Linked DNA regions of Homo sapiens: region 2 is linked to region 1. The links are chromatin contacts, found by Hi-C or POLR2A ChIA-PET in ENCODE. All regions are on one chromosome and are shown on one strand. The core of a region is the stretch at or near the end of the contact, and the rest is flanking DNA. Distances in the headings are between cores, read along the strand shown.

Region 1 (4,725 bases), core at 921-3,420:
TACTTTGTGTAGAAAGTGCCTAAGGAAGTATAGTGTGCTCTATGTTGAACAGGAAAATACATTTCCTTTAATTTGCAGTCCTGTATTTCACTCTAAACATAAACATACACACACACAATAAGAATAGGCCCACACTTAAAATTTTGTTAAACATACCAAAAATAAGGATAAAAAATGATTAACAAATTAGAAAATATTTTTATTACTAAAACTGAAAAGTCAACTTTTATTGTTTATACAGAAAATTCTGACCAGCCCGGGCAACAGGGTGAAACCCCGTCTCTACTAAAAATACAAAAATTAGCCAGGCATGGTGGCGGTCACCTGTAATGCCACTTAGGAGGCTGAGGCAGGAGAATCGCTTGATCCCAGGAGGTGGAGGTTGCAGTGAGCGGAGATCGCACCACTGCCCTTCAGCCTGGGTGGCAGAGCGAGGCTCCCTCTCAAGAAAAAAAAATTCTTTTTAAAAATCTGCCAGTGCATTATAGAAATTTGTACATCTTTTTCCTACACCATATATCATTGGTCTGTATAAATAACTTGTTCACAATTTTGTATCTTCTGATAAAACGAGTACTTTCCAAGGGTATGTAGTCATAATTCAGGTAATGATTCAAAATGTGTTGAATCTTATGCCCCTGTGCTGTTCTCTCACTCACTCCTATGGTTTTATGCCTCCTACCCTGGATAATTTGTCCTGATCTTTCAGATTAAAGATCATGTTGTTGATGTTCTGGTAGCCTCAGCTGGTCCTTCATACCACATATGAAATTCTTTTAAAATAATCTTCTTAGTTTAGCGTCTGTCTCCCTAGAGATTATATAATTTCCCCAAAGGCATGGACTTGTTCCCATCTTAAGAGCAGGTCCCAGTATCATAGAGGCACACAATGAATCACTTAATAAGAAATGGATGAATGAATATGTTACACACAGAACTTTTTTTATATAAGAAAAGGACCTTACAATTTTTTTTTTTTTTGAGACGGAGTTTCACTCTTGTGGCCCAGGCTGGAGTGCAGTGGCATGATCTCAGCTCACTGCAACCTCTGCCTCCCAGGTTCAAGCGATTCTCCTGCCTCAGCCTCCTGAGCAGCTGGGATTACAGGCATGCGCTACCACGCCCAGCTAATTTTTGTATTTTTAGTAGAGACAGGGTTTCACCATGTTGGCCAGGCTGGTCTCAAACTCCTGACCTCAGGCAATCCACCCACCTTGGCCTCCCAAACTGCTGGGATCATAGGCATAAGCCAATGTGCTCGGCCCTTTTTTCTTTTTTTTGAGACAGAGACTCGCTCTGTTGCCCAAGCTGGAGTGCAGTGGTGTGATCTCAGCTCACTGCAACCTCCACCTCCCAGGTTCAAGCAATTCTCCTGCCTCAGCTTCCCAAGTAGCTGGAATTACAGGTGCCTGCCACCATGTGTGGCTACTTTTTGTATTTTTAGTAGAGACGTGGTTTCACCATGTTGGTCAGGCTGGTCTCGAACTCCTGACCTTAGGTGATCCGCCCGCCTGAAAGTGTTGGGATTACAGGCATGAGCCACCACACTTCACCAGGACCTCACAATTTTTAAAAAAATTGTCTTATTTCTTGTTTGAATGGTGAATGATGACGGAGAAGAGGGTGCATACTACTGAGGAAGGCATGAAGGAACCTGAGGTTCTTGAACTTGAGAGCTTAATTTTCTCCCAGAAACTTGTCAACCCGAATAGCTCCTTTCTCATTCAATTAGAACAGGGTTTACCTCTCCTTTTGTAGTTAGTAGTTTCTCATTTTTGTGTCCTGGGTTCCAAGAGCATTAGTTAAAGCTTTCCTACTTTCATAAGGGTAATGCTGATAAAATAGCCCCAAAGTGTAAACAATCAAAATGTCTTTCAATGTGTAAATGGTTAAACTGGCACATCCAAACCATGGAATACTACCAAGCAATGAAAGGAAACCAAACTGTTGATAAACACAACTTAGGTGGATCTCAAGGGCATCATATGAGTAAAAAAAAAAAAAAAAAAAAAAGGAAAAAAAAGCTGATGTACTCTACAGTTCCACTTATTTAACATTCTCACTATCACACATTACAGAGATGAAAGATTAGTAGTTGCCAGGTATGGTGAAAGAAAGGGGTGGTGTAACTGAAAAGGGTAACACAAGGGAGCTGTCAGGTGTTGGAATAGTTCTGTGTCATGAAGTAGTGGTGTGCACTCGTGCAGGAACCTCCGCATGTGATACAATGGCATAGAACTATCCACATATGTTGTACCAAAGTCAGTTTTCTGATTTTGATATTGTGCTGTAGGTAGGTAAAAAGTAACCACAGGGGGAAACTGGTTGAAGGGCACAAAATACCTCTTTGTTCTATTTTTGCAGCTTCCTGTGAATCTATAATTATCTCAAAATAAAAAGTCAACAGAAATTTTTAAAAATTTTAAAAGGAAGATTGCTAAGTTTCACAGAGGAAAGCCCCAAACCTTGAAAGGTTGGAGCATTTTTCCAGATGCACCCTAGGAGGGTGGATGCACCCAGGAAGGAAGAGCACCCGGAGGAAGGTTGCATGCAGGACCCCACTCCCACCAGAAATTTACACTGGCTCTAACCTCCTTCTAGAATTAATAGCTACCTCAGCTGTTGAGAACAGAAACAATGCTACCTATTGCATATAAGTGTAGATGATAAAGGAACCTTGGTGAGCCAAATCCACAAAGCTCCCCTAAAAAGGCTGGAGCATAGTGGAGAAATGCAGATTTGCCCACAGCCAGCCACTTGGCTGATGACAGTCTCCAGACCTGTAAGCCAAAGTCCTTTCCCCAACACCTTGTGACCCCTTGTAACAAAATCCTGAAATTCTGCCAACAGAGGTTAAAGACAAATTCTTTGGTCATTAACATAAAATGCCACCCATTCAAAATTCTAGAATAGGACTTTTTTTTGAAATGTGGATGAGAGGTACTGCTAAAAAATTTGTAATACCTCTTCCATGCTTTTCACAAAAATGAATTAAAACATTTGAGGGAAAATAAAAAACGGCAATGCTGAAATCCACTACCCTACTATCATAACACTCTGCTTCCAAGGTCCCAGTGGGCATATTGTTACCTCACTGCTATGTCCTGCTGTCATTCAGAGCACAGCCCTCCCAGGACAAGAGCCAGTGTTTATCTGTTTTAAATAGATTTATTGAGACATAATTTACATGCCATAAAATTAACCCATTTCAATGGTTTTTGCTATGTTCACAAAGTTGTGTATCCATCACAACAATCTAATTTTAGACCATTTCCATCATCCCCACAATAAACTTTGTGCCCAGTAGCTGTCAGTCCTTACTCCCCCCTCACCTCACATTTAGGCAACCATACTTCCTGTCCTTATATGGTTACCTATTCTAGATATGTCATATAAATAGAATTATACAGTACATTTTGTTTTGTGTCTGGCTTCTTTCACCAAGCATAATGTTTTTGAGGTTCATTCATGCAGTAAGTCTCAGTATTTCACTTCTTTTTACTGTCAAATAGTATTCTATTGTATAGATATATCACATTTTGTTTATCCATTCACCAACTGATGGACATGTGAGTTGTTTCCACTTTTTTACTTTTGTGAATATTGCTGCTCTGCATATTCACATAAAAATCTTTGTGTGAAAATGTTTTCATTTATATTTGATGGATACCTATGAGTAGAACAGCTGGGTCACACGGTAACTCTTATGTTTAACCTTCTGAGAAACTCTCAAACTATTTTCCAAACTGGCTGCACCATTTTACATTCTTACCAGCAACATGAGGGTTCTAGTTTCTCCACATCCTTGCTGACACTTGTTATTATATCTTTTTTATTACAGCCACTACAGTGAGTATAAAGTGGTATCTCATTGTGGTTTTGATTTGTATATCCTTGGCAACTAAGAACATTAGTCATCTTTTCATGTGCTTATTGGCGATTTACGTATCTTCTTTTTAGAAATATCTATTCAAGTCCTCTGCCCATTAAAACAATTAAGTTGTTAAGAGTTCTTTATATATTCTGGATATAAGTCTCTTAGTGGATATATGATTTATAAATATTTCTCTCATTCTGTGGGTTATCTTTCACTTTCTTGTGGTTTTTGAAATTCAAAAGTCCAATTTATTATTTTTTTTTACCAATGTGCTTTTGTTATCATTTATAAGAAATCATTGCCTAACTTAAGACCACAGATTTACACGCCATGTCTTATTCTAATGTTTACAGTTGTATCTCTTAAATTTAGGTGTGCGATGCATTTTGAGTTGATTTTTGTGTATGGTATGAGGCTGAAGGCCAATTTCACGTTTTTTTTTTTTTTTGCATATGGATGTCTAACTGTCCCAGCACCATTTTTGAAAAGACTCTCTCCGATTGAATTTTGACATCTTTGTCAAAAATCAATCGACTGTAATGAAAGGGTTTATTTCTGGGTTCTCAATTTTATTTCACTGGTCTATAGTTTATCCTTATGCCAATACTACACTGTATTGATTACCATAGGTTTGCATTACATTTTGAAGTGAGGGTGTGTCTAAGTTCTCAAACTATAGTCAATTTTTCAAGATTATTTTGGGCTATTCTGGGATCTTTTCATTTCCTAAGAATTTTAGTTTATCAATTTATGCCCAGCCAGGTGTGGTGGCTCTGTAGTCCCAGCACTTTGGGAGGCTGAGGCAGGTGGATCGCTTGAGCTTGGGAGTTTGACACCACCCTGTCCAA
Region 2 (4,930 bases), core at 824-3,323, 44 kb after region 1:
TGGCGTGAACCCGGGAGGCGGAGCTTGCAGTGAGCCGAGATTGCGCCACTGCACTCCAGCCTGGGCGACAGAGCGAGACTCCGTCTCAAAAAAAAAAAAAAAAAAAGAAATGAGAGCAGTAGGGATACAGAGGGAGACACCAAGAAATATAGGAGGAGAAATGATGGAACTTGGCGATTAATCAATGTGGAAGTGAGAGAGTGGGTAGAGTCAAGGATGTCTCCCAGGCTTGGGCCACTGGGTGGATGGAGACACATTCATTAGCATGGTCAATTACAAAAATGGACCCCATTCTCCATCACTCTCTGCTTCCTTGCCCTTTCACACGTGACTTTTCTGCTGTTTCCACAAAGGGGCGGAGTGTATTTCCCTACTCCTTGAATATGGGCTGGCCCCATGACTTGCTTTGGCCAACAGAATGCAGCAGAAGGGATGGGTTCCTTCTCAAGGCCTAGGTCTCAAGAGGCCTTATCCATTTCCACCCACTCTCTTGGAACTCTGCTCAGCTACCATGAAGGCAGGCCCTGGCCAACGTGCTGAATGAGAAGAGACATGTAACTCAGTCACTACCCTCCCTCATCACAGCCAACAGCTGCCAGACATGAGTAAGGCTATCCAAGGGCAGCCAGCCCCCACTTCCAGAACCTGGAAGCTCCCTGCAGATGCATCAAAGGGCTCAACAACTGTAAGTGATTGTTGTTCTAAGCCATCTAGTTTGGTGTGGCTTGTCATGCAGCAAAAACTGGTACAACCAGGGTAGAGAAAGGTATGAATTAGGGTGGGGCTGTCTAATAGGCGATTAGGCAAGTGAGGCTGGAACACAGGAGGTCAGAGGCATGAAGGTCTTCTAACTGTTCAAGGTTAAAGTCCTGAGGCTTCTGCTGTGCTATTTCTGGTGGGCTCCAGAAATCCAAGAACCAGTCTATAGCTCTGTGTCCTGTTCCTCACACTGCCCCCCACCCCACCCTAGACCCCACCATGCACCTAGAAGTAAATATTTGGATACTGAAGCAAATGCATGACTCAAGCACATAGGATAGTATTAATGATGGACACTTAGTGCAGGGCCAGGGCCCCCAGCCAGTGGAGTGCTCATGAGTGTTCAGGAATGAGCCAGTGCAACCCCTGCCTGCAGAGGAGGGGCTGGGCATGGATACTGAGATGCTAACCATCACTGCCCCTAAGGGGACTTCATCTATCCCTAGCAAGGTCACAGTGACTGCAGTTGCCTCCACTGATACTAATTCAGAGCTCTTGCCCCCCGCCCCCCGCCCTTTTCCCATATTAATGTTACCCCTTAGCATCTTTTCTTTTCTTTCTTTTTTTTTTTTTTTTGAGACGGAGTTTCGCTCTTGTGGTCCAGGCTGGAGTGCAGTGGTGCCATCTCGGCTCACTGCAACCTCCGCCTCCCTAGTTCAAGCGATTCTGCTGCCTCAGCCTCCCGAGTAGTTGGGATTACAGGCGCCCACCACCACGCCCCGCTAATTTTTGTATTTTTAGTAGAGACAGCGTTTCGCCATGTTGGCCAGGCTGGTCTTGAACTCCTGACCGCAGATGATCTTGCCCACCTGGGCCTCCCAAAGTGCTGGGATTACAGGCGTAAGCCACCGCGCCCAGCCCCTTAGCACCTTTTAAAAATAAAAAGGGCAGCGTTTTACAGCAATCTGTCCCATTGTTGCAGAAACATCCAACTGATTGCACTTTTTCTTCTTCTCTCGTCAACTCGTAACTCCTATCTCAAGTTCACCCACAGGTCTAGTGACTCCGGCTGGCTGCTGCGGGGCGAGGAGACTCGCAGAATGCCTGACTAGAGGCCACTCGCGCGCTCTGGACGGTGGCCGTATCTCCAGGGTCTGAGCCCCGGAGCCGCAGTCCTGCCGCAGAGCGCCTGGAGCCGCGAGCAGCTAGCAGCCCGGCGAAGCGCACAGCCTCGGCGATAGTCAGCTCCGCGGCCTCTGCTCCCGCCCCTCCCGGCCGCTCCGGGAAGGGGCGGAGACGAGGAGGAGCTGGGACGGCCGCCGCGCTCCCGGGCGCACCAAGCCCTTTAAAAGCCGCGGGCCTTGACAGTTCTGCAGGCAGCCGCCGCGGTCCCGGACCTCTAGTCCCGCACTCCCAGCTGGCGAGCCGGCTCCGGGTGCGGCGAGGCCCAGCCCTCTCGGATTGCGCGCCGGACCCCGGGACGCGCTCCATGCGGCCGCTCAGCATGTCCGGGCACTTTCTGCTCGCACCCATCCCCGAGTCCTCCTCGGACTACCTACTGCCCAAGGACATCAAACTGGCGGTGCTGGGCGCCGGCCGCGTGGGCAAGAGCGGTGAGTGCGGCGGGGACCCCCGGGCGGCTTCGCTCCCCGGCTCCGGCCGCGACCACTGGGGGCGCTGCGGAGAGAGGGCGCCTCGGCCGAAGCAGAGGGCGCGGGTGCAGGTAGAATCGGGCTGCTTTCGCGCTGGGTGGGTCCCGGTCCGTCCCGGCCTGCTTCCCTGGCGTTTCCTGGTGCATCTACTCCTGGGATCTCGGCGGGATTGGCGCCTGTTCGGGGATGGGGTGCGGGAGAGGTGTCCCGCCAGTCGTACTCGCGGCCAAGCCCGCGGCACCACGGCTTTGCGGAGCCTCTGGAAGCGAGCAGTGCCCACGGTTCTGCACCCTTCACTCCCCCCAGTTTGTCCGAGGTGCCTGGGTTTGACAGGCTTGTTCTACTCCTTCGGTTGATTTTCCTATTTCCTTTTCAGCAATGATCGTGCGCTTCCTGACCAAGAGATTCATTGGAGACTATGAACCGAATACAGGTGAGAATACTTTCACGCTCCCTGCTTTTATGCTTGCGTGTTTCTTTTTACGGATGGGAGTTTGAGAATTAAAAAGCAAACTCTACTTCATTCTCCAGGCAAGCTGTATTCACGGCTGGTCTATGTCGAGGGGGACCAGCTCTCCCTGCAGATCCAGGATACTCCCGGGGGCGTCCAGGTAAGAACCGCCAGGGGCAAACAGCTCACCCCCACCCGTGAGACCACCCCAGTGGGCACAGCACGTAGGGCGCCCATGCTGGGCGCAGGGGTCTGAGCAAGGCATCTAAACCGACCTGTGCGTTTAGAGGGAGGAATGGGCTGTCCACAGGTGGGGCCAGTGGTTGGGGTGTTAGAAACTCTCTAAGGGGGAGGCATGGTTAGAAGCAGCCTCCTCTTGTTAAGCACCTGACTTAACTTCACTTTGCAACCCTGGTGGGCCATCACTACTTAAGCAGGTCTCACCATTTCTTCCGGAGGTAGCCATGGAACCATTAACAAAGAAAAAAACGTTTAAAACAAAACAAAACAAAACAAAAAAAGAGGTAGGATTCTGATGGGAGAGACTCTTCTCCCCTGGCAAGCTCTGCTTTTTTTGAGACGGAGTTTCACTCTTGCCCAGGCTGGAGTGCAGTGGCTGGATCTCAGCTCACTGCAACTTCCGCCTCCTAGGTTCCAGCGATTCTCCTCGATTCTCCTGCTTCAGTCTCCCGAGTAGCTGGGACTACAGGCACCCGCCGGAACTCCCAGCTATTTATCTATTTATTTATTTATTAGTAGAGATGGGGTTTCACTATGTTGGCCAGGCTGGTCTCGAACTCCTGACCTCAAGTGATCCGCCCACCTCGGCCTCCCAAAGTGGTGGGATTATAGGCATGAGCCACAGCGCCCGGCCCAAGCACTGCTGAACTGCTGCTGTTAATGGCTGTTCCCTCAAGTCAGTAATTGCAATCAGATAACCCCTTGGCAGAGGGTCTAGAATGTAACTTGTTTATTAACCAGTTACTAATTGCTACTCCGTTCTCCAGAGGAAAGGTCTTGTGGAAGAACCCTAAGAAAGGAATTTCTTTCTGTAACATTCTTAAGAAGTGCATGTTAAAAATGTTTTTATGAGTTTGGGAATAGATATTTATCTTGGCTTATTTTCAAAGTTTTGTTTATTATGAGTTAGTGTTTCCTAAAACTTGAGCCATTCTGGTTTGAGGTCATTCTTCAGTCAGCCATGGTTCACCAGAGACTGCCTGACAAGCAAGGGGTTTAAAAATAATGCAGGGATAACAGCTAATAAAGTAACTCAGGCAGGGAGTTTGCCTGGGAATCTGTTCTTTCCATATCAAAAGCCTGCTTCTGCAGAAGCTGGGTGGAAACTGAAAACTGTATTTAGAGATTTCTTTTTCAAGTGTTTCTTCAAGGGTTGCCTTGATGTTGTTTTGAGTTTATCTCCCACTGAGGGTTTCCTTGACTGGATCTCATTTTGATGTTTTCTCAGATCCAAGACAGCCTCCCCCAGGTCGTCGATTCCCTGTCCAAATGCGTGCAGTGGGCCGAGGGTTTTCTGCTGGTCTATTCCATCACAGACTATGACAGCTACTTGTCCATCCGACCCCTTTATCAGCACATCCGGAAGGTCCACCCTGACTCTAAAGCCCCTGTCATCATCGTGGGCAACAAGGGGGACCTTTTGCATGCCCGGCAGGTGCAGACACAGGACGGTATTCAGCTAGCCAATGAGCTGGGCAGCCTGTTCCTTGAAATTTCCACTAGCGAAAACTACGAAGATGTCTGTGATGTGTTTCAGCATCTCTGCAAAGAAGTGAGCAAGATGCACGGCCTCAGTGGGGAAAGAAGAAGAGCCTCCATCATCCCTCGGCCCCGCTCTCCCAACATGCAGGACCTGAAGAGACGCTTCAAGCAGGCTCTGTCTCCCAAAGTCAAAGCCCCCTCTGCACTGGGGTGAACTATCTCAGACAGATGCCTCTCCTTTTTAATACGCATTTGTGCAGCTAAAAGACTGGGCTTCTCGCTTTTTAATCACACATTCAGAGTTTATTTTTATAAAAAAATTGATTTTCAAGTACATGTGTATTTCTGAAAATTCAAACAGTGATTGCCTAGAAGCTGGATAAAATTTTGTTTTGTTTTATTAAAA

What was found. Hi-C counts contacts between places; a loop is a spot of excess contacts on that map. ChIA-PET counts read pairs that join two places held with the same protein, here RNA polymerase II (POLR2A). Pooled maps may share reads with other maps.
Region 2: a loop to region 1 is called in a map with no recorded cell type, with 11 times the contacts of the local background. The contact joins the promoter of RASL11A here to the enhancer-like site in region 1. A Hi-C loop is called at or near these places in 3 of 37 single-sample maps with no recorded cell type and 2 of 50 pooled maps. POLR2A ChIA-PET finds 5 or more read pairs at or near these places in 4 of 52 experiments (H1, Panc1, WTC11 and 1 more).

What each region holds. Positions count from the first base shown.
Region 1 is chr13:27,224,966-27,229,690 of GRCh38, forward strand. No RefSeq gene overlaps it. Among named protein-coding and RNA genes, the nearest start is that of LINC00412, 9.9 kb to the right of the region's middle. Within about 2 kb of position 2,171, at least 2 of the 41 ENCODE cell types and tissues checked have a DNase peak (open chromatin) inside an H3K27ac peak, as active enhancers do.
Region 2 is chr13:27,268,757-27,273,686 of GRCh38, forward strand. It overlaps RASL11A (RAS like family 11 member A), which reads left to right and starts at 2,074. Exons shown (of 4, transcript NM_206827.2): 1 at 2,074-2,312; 2 at 2,728-2,784; 3 at 2,883-2,962; 4 at 4,271-4,930. The coding sequence starts at 2,189. The coding sequence ends at 4,738. RefSeq lists an enhancer at 1,536-2,036 and silencers at 1,985-2,204, 2,245-2,474.